Linked DNA regions of Homo sapiens: region 2 is linked to region 1. The links are chromatin contacts, found by Hi-C or POLR2A ChIA-PET in ENCODE. All regions are on one chromosome and are shown on one strand. Each heading gives the region's core, a stretch centred on a gene start or an enhancer-like site at or near the end of the contact. The rest is flanking DNA. Distances are from core to core; before and after follow the strand shown. Region 1 overlaps FYN (FYN proto-oncogene, Src family tyrosine kinase). Region 2 has its middle 65 kb from the start of LINC02527.

The links. A loop is a pair of places that touch in the nucleus more often than their neighbours do. ChIA-PET counts read pairs that join two places held with the same protein, here RNA polymerase II (POLR2A). Pooled maps may share reads with other maps.
Region 2: a pooled map shows a loop between it and region 1 (2.5-fold over the local background). The contact joins two enhancer-like sites. A Hi-C loop is called at or near these places in 2 of 168 maps with a recorded cell type or tissue (naive thymus-derived CD4-positive, alpha-beta T cell and transverse colon) and 6 of 50 pooled maps. POLR2A ChIA-PET finds 5 or more read pairs at or near these places in 7 of 52 experiments (CD4-positive, alpha-beta T cell, GM12878, H1 and 4 more).

What each region holds. Positions count from the first base shown.
Region 1 is chr6:111,713,530-111,717,416 of GRCh38, reverse strand. FYN (FYN proto-oncogene, Src family tyrosine kinase) reads left to right here. Exons shown (of 14, transcript NM_002037.5): 5 at 2,974-3,070. Among named protein-coding and RNA genes, the nearest start is that of TRAF3IP2, 110 kb to the right of the region's middle. Within about 2 kb of position 1,941, at least 4 of the 41 ENCODE cell types and tissues checked have a DNase peak (open chromatin) inside an H3K27ac peak, as active enhancers do; they include CD4-positive, alpha-beta T cell, where a contact is called at or near this core.
Region 2 is chr6:111,972,099-111,976,036 of GRCh38, reverse strand. No RefSeq gene overlaps it. Among named protein-coding and RNA genes, the nearest start is that of LINC02527, 65 kb to the right of the region's middle. Within about 2 kb of position 2,561, at least 25 of the 41 ENCODE cell types and tissues checked have a DNase peak (open chromatin) inside an H3K27ac peak, as active enhancers do; they include CD4-positive, alpha-beta T cell, where a contact is called at or near this core.

The sequences.
Region 1 (3,887 bases), core at 692-3,191:
TGCAGAGAGACCAGAATGAAAAGGCAGACTGCAGGGAACTACTATTAGTTATCAACTGCTGTATAACAAATTGCCACAAAACTTAGCAGCTTAAAACAAAACACATTTAATTTCTTTTTTTTTTCAATTTCAGATGTTTTTTATTCAGAGGTTCTTAAAAGAAATAAAACAGAAAAGCTAACAGTCTGATCAAACATACAGCTCAAAAATGTCTTTTGACGTTTAACAACAAGTCCTAGGAAAGAAAACTACAGAGTTATCTTGAATGGGGTAAATAAGTTACCACTGGCAAGTCTGTGGCACTAGTAAAACAAAAATAAAAAATTAAATCTCGGCCAGGCGCAGTGGCTTACACCTGTAATCCCAGCACTTTGGGAGGCTGAGGCAGGCAGATCACGATGTCAGGAGTTCAAGACCAGCCTGCCCAACATGGTGAAACCCCGTCTCTACTAAAAATACAAAAAATTAGCTGGGCATGGTGGCAGGCACCTGTAATCTCAGCTACTCGGGAGGCTGAGGCAGGAGAATCACTTGAACCCGGGAGGCGGAGGTTGCAGTGAGCTGAGATTATGCCACTGCACTCCAGCCTGGGCGACAAGAGTGAAACTCCATCTCAAAAAAAAAAAAAAAAAATTAACTCTCTTGATCATATAGATATCTCTATATCTCTTTTTTTCAATCGGGTACAAAAGATCTTTCTTCATAATTTTTTTTATAATTTAATGGCTATCTACTATATGATGTTTAACTAATTTTTTTTTTAATATACAGAGGTTATGTTTCCCAAATCTTACCCAGACGAGTATGGCACTTAGTTAGACATTTCTGGCAACAGATTTCCCCTCCCCTCTAACCAAACTATCAAATTTCTGCCTTAACTAATGCAGAAGTATCAACTAGTGGGAGACCCAGGTTTATAACTGTACTAGGTACACAGAGGGTGCTGCGTTCAGCCTGGGCTTTCACAAAGCAGTAATATTCCAGGGAGCATAGAACCAGTGATACCGTGACTTTTAAAAAATAAAACAAAAACAAATTTATCTTATGACTATGTAATTTTCACTAGAATCTACACTTCTCAGAGCAGCCAGGACTTTGGAAACTATGAAATGTCACTGACATTTATCATCAAATACAAGCATAAAATGTAAGAACTAAAAAATACTCAAAAGAAATAACTGCTTAGCCCTAGCTTCTGAGCTAGGAGGATTTGGGCTGTGGAAACAGGGAGGGCCAGCAACCTGTCCCAGCACAAAAGAAAATAGACTCTGAGGTAGATAACTGATCATACACAGCTGACCAGACAAGTACACAGTTTTGGAAGGCAACTTAATTTACCATTGCTTTTAAGACATATGCAATTGCCTTAATAAAAGAGCTTTAATAACAGTGTATTATCTTATATGTACTAAAATAGAAATAACTGTGTATTTATGAATCAGGAATTTCATAGTTTCAAAACTGGTTTTCTTTACACTTGAACACTTGTAGTGATGACATAAAGTGTGGCACCGCTTGGATCCAAATCTTCCTTCATGCTTTTTTGTTTATGTGTGTCCATACATCAATTAAAATTATAAAACCTAAATTTACAGTTTCTGTGGGTCAGGAATCTGCGAATGGTCAGTTCGGTCCTTCAGAATCTCTCACAGGCTGTAATCAAGGTACGTTGGCTGGGCTATAGTCATCTCACAGTTTAGCTGAGAATGATCTGCTTCCAAACTCATGTAGTGCTGGCAGGATTCGGTGCCTCGCTGGCTGTTGGCCAGAGGCCACCCTCAGTTCTTGGTCACATGGGCCTCACCAGCATGGCGCCTTGCTTCATCAAAGTACACAAGCTGAAGTGGCAATAGAGAGAGTCTGCTAGAAAGACGGAAGTCACCATCTTTTGAAGCCTAGTCACTTAAGGGACTGCACATTCTGTTGAGTAGAAGCAAGTCGTTAGATCCAGCCCACACTCAAGGGGAGGGGCTTGCACGAGACTGAATACTAGGAGGCAGGAGTCACTGGGGACTATGCTAGAATTATGCCTGTTGGGTTGGGCACAGTAGGTCACACCTATAATCCCAGCACTTTGGGAGGCCAAGCCAGGGGGATCACTTGCACCCAGGAATTCGAGACCAGCCTGGGCAACATAGTGAGACCCCCGTCTCTATTTGAAAAAAAAAAAAGAATTATGCCTAATTATATGGAGGAAATCCTAGGCCAAATGACACTGGATATTCTCTGCTGCTGCTAGCAAACTTCTGTAAACCAGGAAGGGCCTCTCTAGAGAGCCAGATGAGAGGACATAGGGTGGGTGTGAGGAAGAGTGAGTGCTACAAGACAGTGTGAGGAGAGGTGAGTTCAAGGTAGGGGGAGGACAAGGGAGAGGGTTCCATTTTCAGCAGTGGGGCGAGCAGCACAAAACTGCAAAATGAACTGCAGATGCCAAGGGCAGTACATCCTCTAATTGGGGTGAATATTACAGAAACGGTCTTCTCTAAATTTCCCCAAGCTGCAGGAGGCATTTCCTATTACGTTCTATGTTACTGTTTTACCAGGAGAAAGGGTGGTGCATTTTACCCAGAAACTAACATAGGCTCCAAGTGGAGGAGAAGATACGACCAGCAAAGGATGTCAGTAACTGCTGCAGAGCCCTGCAAACCTGAACCCTGACGCTGACGCTGCCCTTTTGTTTGGGATGCAATTTTAATATTTCCCTGCTCCTCAGCCCTCATTAAAAGCTATTACAGAAAGAAGCCCTTCAGGTCTAGGTTTCTTTCAGATACAGTAAGGCTTCCCCTACAAAGACCAAGGCATAAACACAGCCCTGTGACTGTGGTTTTGACACGTTAATTACAACACTTCATCATGTTATTAGTGCTGGCTAGATGTAGATTGTGAGAATGAGATTTTAGTGAAGATTTAATTTCTTGGAATTAATTTCCCCTTGTGTAATAATCTCCCTTCTTGTGAATTTCGTTTCGGCAGGAGTGACACTCTTTGTGGCCCTTTATGACTATGAAGCACGGACAGAAGATGACCTGAGTTTTCACAAAGGAGAAAAATTTCAAATATTGAACAGCTCGTAAGTTTGGAGAGGGAGGAGAAGCATGTATACCTTTCAGGTTGGGAAGGGGTCTTGCATTTCTGGTCTGCATCTCTTCAGATGTCTGAAATGCTAAAAGAACATTTGCTAAATTCACTGGTTTACAACAATATACTTTGAGAAAAAGAAGAGTCAGTGACACAGTGCAGTATTTTATGGCACTGTGTGTCCAAGGAGATTTTTGGAGAGTACCAAAAATACTAGCACAGTCCATGTTTATTGGTTTTGGTTTAGGTTTAAAGGTTGTAAAATCACCAGCATCGCTCTCCACAGCCCTGAGTGTTTCTACAAACCTACAGTTTCAAGTGATTGGCACAAGCCTTGGCTACCCACGTTTCGTGCTCTCTGCCTTGAGATTTTCTTCACATTTCAGATGTTACACTAGCTAAGCCCTCACTTGAGGCTTGCAACAAGTTCTTTATTTTATAAACTGCTAAACATTTCTTTGGTGAAGCCTGTGGAGGCGTTTCCCTATAACAAAAATTTGGGAGTGACTGGAATCTTTTGGAGCTAGAAGAAGTGATTTTACCCACTCTTGAATGAATATGCTGCATGGTTGTTTAATGTTGGCCAGGAGGAACAACAGTTAAACAAGCAGTGGGGAGATTTCAAGAGTGAGGATCACTCACTTTTCAAATCCTACATTCAGTACCTCCATAAGAAGAGTAAACACGGGTCAGATTTTCTTAGGGTTTATAAATACTGCCTCTATTAGATTGAGGCAGTGTATGTGGATGAGGCCCTTCAGAAAAAAATCTAGGTTCTGAAGAAAGTGTGGGGGGGTGGGGTTCCACAT
Region 2 (3,938 bases), core at 1,312-3,811, 260 kb before region 1:
GAGGATTTCCCCCAATAGAAGGGACAGAGGGGACTTACTACAGGCACTCTTATACCTCTAACCATCATGTGCATTTTCAGCCATGCATTCAGATCACATTTATTAGTGCTATTATGTTGCCATGGGACAAAAGTCCTTCTCAAAGAGAAAGATGCCAGAGATGTTAATTACCAGGACTTGGTTCCAGAGTCGGTTCTAATGCCTTTGATGTATTCTTGGGCACACCTACCTCGAAGGCTGCAGCATCATCACTAATCCCTCTCTAGTGGCCATTGAGGGCTCGCCTTCCCAGGAAGAGTCATCTTCTTAGAAGACCTCAAAAACCATCAAGTTGTTTGTTGAGAACTGAGGGAGGGTTTCAGAATTTACTCAGGCTGCCAGCCTTAGAGGAGGTGTTTCGACATTTTCTCCAGCTCTAATACTAATGGTCTCAACTCCTACCACTGAGAAGAGTTGGCGCAAAGGGCTTCCTTTTGGTTCCAGTTTCTAACAAAACCAAAGGGAGAAATGCATCGTCCAGGAAAGTTGGTGTTTTGCTTAATCAGGCATCACCAACATAGACACTGTCTTAAAATCCCCAGCTAATCCTGCCCTCCTCATCACTCTGAGGCCAAAGTGCTGGGATTATGTTGTATTTATTTTTGTCTACTCAGTTCATCTAATTAGAATAGTAGGAGAAACAGGGCTAGGAACATACATCTCCTCATTCATGGAACCTAATAAGTGAAAGACCCGACAACCCAACCCTTTTACAAAAGTGCTTGCAATCCCTTAGGCAAGGGACCTAAGCTGCCAGTTGAGCTTCCCATGGACTGGAAACATGGAAAATGTGAGCTCTTTGTCACAGGGAGGACCTAATAAGAGACCAGGGGCCAGGAGCGGTGGCTCACGCCTATAATCCTGGCACTTTGGGAGGCCGAGGTGGGCGGATCACAAGGTCAGGAGATCAAGACCATCCGGGCTAACACGGTGAAACCCCGCCTCTACTAAATACAAAAAATTAGCCAGGCATGGTGGTACGCGCCTATAGTCCCAGCTACTTGGGAGGCTGAGGCAGGAGAATCGCTTGAACCTGGGAGGTGGAGGTTGTGGTGAGCCAAGATCGAGCCATTACACTGCAGCTTAGGCAACAAGAGCGAAACTCCATCTCAAAAAAAAAAAAGAAGAAGAAGAAAGAGACCAGGAAGATTACATGCTAAACTTTTCATAGATTACCCACATAACACTTCACAGTTATCATAATTGTCTGCTTACAGCTCTCTGTCTGGTACAAGGACTCTGTCTATCACAAGAGATGTTCAATAAATGTCTCCAATGAATAAATTACTGAATGAATGAGAGGTGTTTCCAAGTACACCATTACTATTTACCCAAATAAGAATTTAGCTTGTCTTGGTGTTTGTGTGTACACAAAGAGAAAATAAGGTAAGTCTTTCAGAAAGTACCTTACTACCTGTTTCGGATCTAAGATGGTGAAACCAGTTTTTAAAAAGAGACCACGGATCTTCCAAATGCATATACGTGTATATACTTATATAGCTATACAGAAATACACATATGCTCAAACACACACACACACACACACACACACACACCCACACACACACACAATGAGAAGTGCAGGCATCTGTAAGACTATAGCTTGGGGTAAGGTGACCTTGGACGCTTAAAGGTCATCCTTTACTGACACAATTTATACCCAGTAGCATCAAGAGAGTTTGTACTCATGTTTTCAGATAAATAAAACGACAATAAAAATTTTCTTACATTCCAAGAAATTTTGACTTTAGCTCCTGCCTTTTGTTCCATTCAGATTTTCTCCTTTTTTTCTATAATCTTCCACATGTTTCTCACACCATTAAGTGATTTTGTTACTATGGAAACCACACAGTCTGCATAAGGCTCAAGTATGATGTCAACTTAGAGAGTGATTTGAAATGTGTCCCATGGCCTGATAAAAAGCACTTGGAATAATATTGTGATGTGTCTATATAAACACATATCTGGGAATAATACACCTTTTAAAAATACAGGTGGGTATATGGGTGGGCAAACATGATTAATGAAGAATTCACTTACAGATACTGCTCCAAATGAAAATAAAGCTTGGTTAGGAAATGCCAGGTTTATAAAATCATGGTAATTATGAGTTAGAGCATGCAGAGTTTATCCCTTACATGCAAACTTTGCCTTGTTTGTGAAGTACTTAAATCCTAGCTTTCTAAAAGAGCTTTCCTAGAAATATTTAAAAACAGCACAGTGAACATCTAAGGAGAAAATTTTAGGTGACTTTCCGCCTGGAGGGGAAAGATAAAGAAGCTCTCCTCTTGGGGTGGTTTCTAAGCCTCTGGGTCCTTAATTCTCCGGCTGGAGATCTTGTTCTCATTTCCTAGGCAAAGTCCTGCCTTCAGACTAACACATATGTTTCTGATGTCATCATCTGGCCGTGAGTCTGTACATGATTCAGTGGCAGTGGAATCTCCCCTAATACTCTGAAATCACTTATTACACTGATAACAGTGGGGCGGGGGTGGGGGGACATGGAGGAGACTGGGAACCCTCGACCAAAAATCTCCCTAGGCTGTCTACTTGAGGACAAGCCACAAATCTGTGAGAGCTGTCAGACAACAAAGTAAGTGGCATGGAAGGCAAGCTCTGCTCCCTCCTCCTCTCCTCCTCAGCCGCCCTTCCTTCCGTCAGATCACTCGCAAGCGAGTCATCGCAACAACACTCCCGAGAACATTCTTGTTGGGTAATAAGAAAGCATAATTATATACTTCAGAGCTGTTGAGGTTTTCTTCTAGTTTCAAAACAATGAACATCCTGTGGAAAGATAGTGCCACTTGTGAATAAGCTGAGATTCTTTCCCCTGAACAACACACAGACAGTGGTTTGGAGGAAAAACCAGAGGACGGCCCTATTTAATGATTTTATTCCTTGGGTAACCTAACTGCATTGTTCTGTGGTACTCCCAGAAACAGGCTTCTGAAAGCATAATTATAAGTGTAATATCTTCAAAACTAAATATTGCGTTCTCTCCCTCTGTCTCTTTCTGTCTCTGCACACATGAGGACACACACACACACACACATACACTCTGAACAGGCCATCTAGTGCTGAGAGAAATGGAGTTGTTTCTAAGTTCATAGCAGGCAAAACTCGAAACTGACTTCAGTAACGTGTTATTGGTTTATTCACGTATTCCTAGTTCTCACCCCAGGCGTGATGAGTGAAGATGTGGAAAGGATTTCAAGTGTCTCCATAAGTGACATGGTGGTCTTTCTGGATTTGGAATCAGAGTGAAGCTCCATGAATGTGCAGAATTATGGGCTTTCCAGAGGCAGCCATTGGTTCCTGTGATTATCATCCCAACATTCCTCAGAGTCCCACAGAAAGTCACAAGAAACAGTTGTTGCTGGAGCTGAAGAAAACAACATTTAACATTTCAAAAATGCCAATCCTTTCAGTGCTCCTGTTTACTAATTATTGTCCATATGACTTCACAGGTGAGGAGATGGAGACCCAAAAAATGCCCTAGGCATTCCTATCTCAGTCTTTGTTCAGACTGAACTTCCAGAGCCCAGACTCTTCGCTTATGGCTAAATCAGGCCGTCCTTCAGAGAAGGCTGAGTTGCTTGTAAACCATCATGTAAGTGTGGTTCCTTGAACCACAGCCCACTAAACTCTCAGTTCCACTCTGATGGCCTCAGCAAAACATGCTTCCAAATAAAAACATCACATTGGTGATTTTATAAGGCTTAGGTCAAGTTCTTTTGACCACATGGACCCTGCCACGCGGAAATGAAAATTGTCAATAGCTGTTAGAAAATAACATCCCACAAGACGAAGCAAAGTATTCTGGAGCTCACACAACCACTAGTCACTGCCTGACTCTAGACCACAGACTCATGGAGATTCTGAGGCAGACACTGGGGATT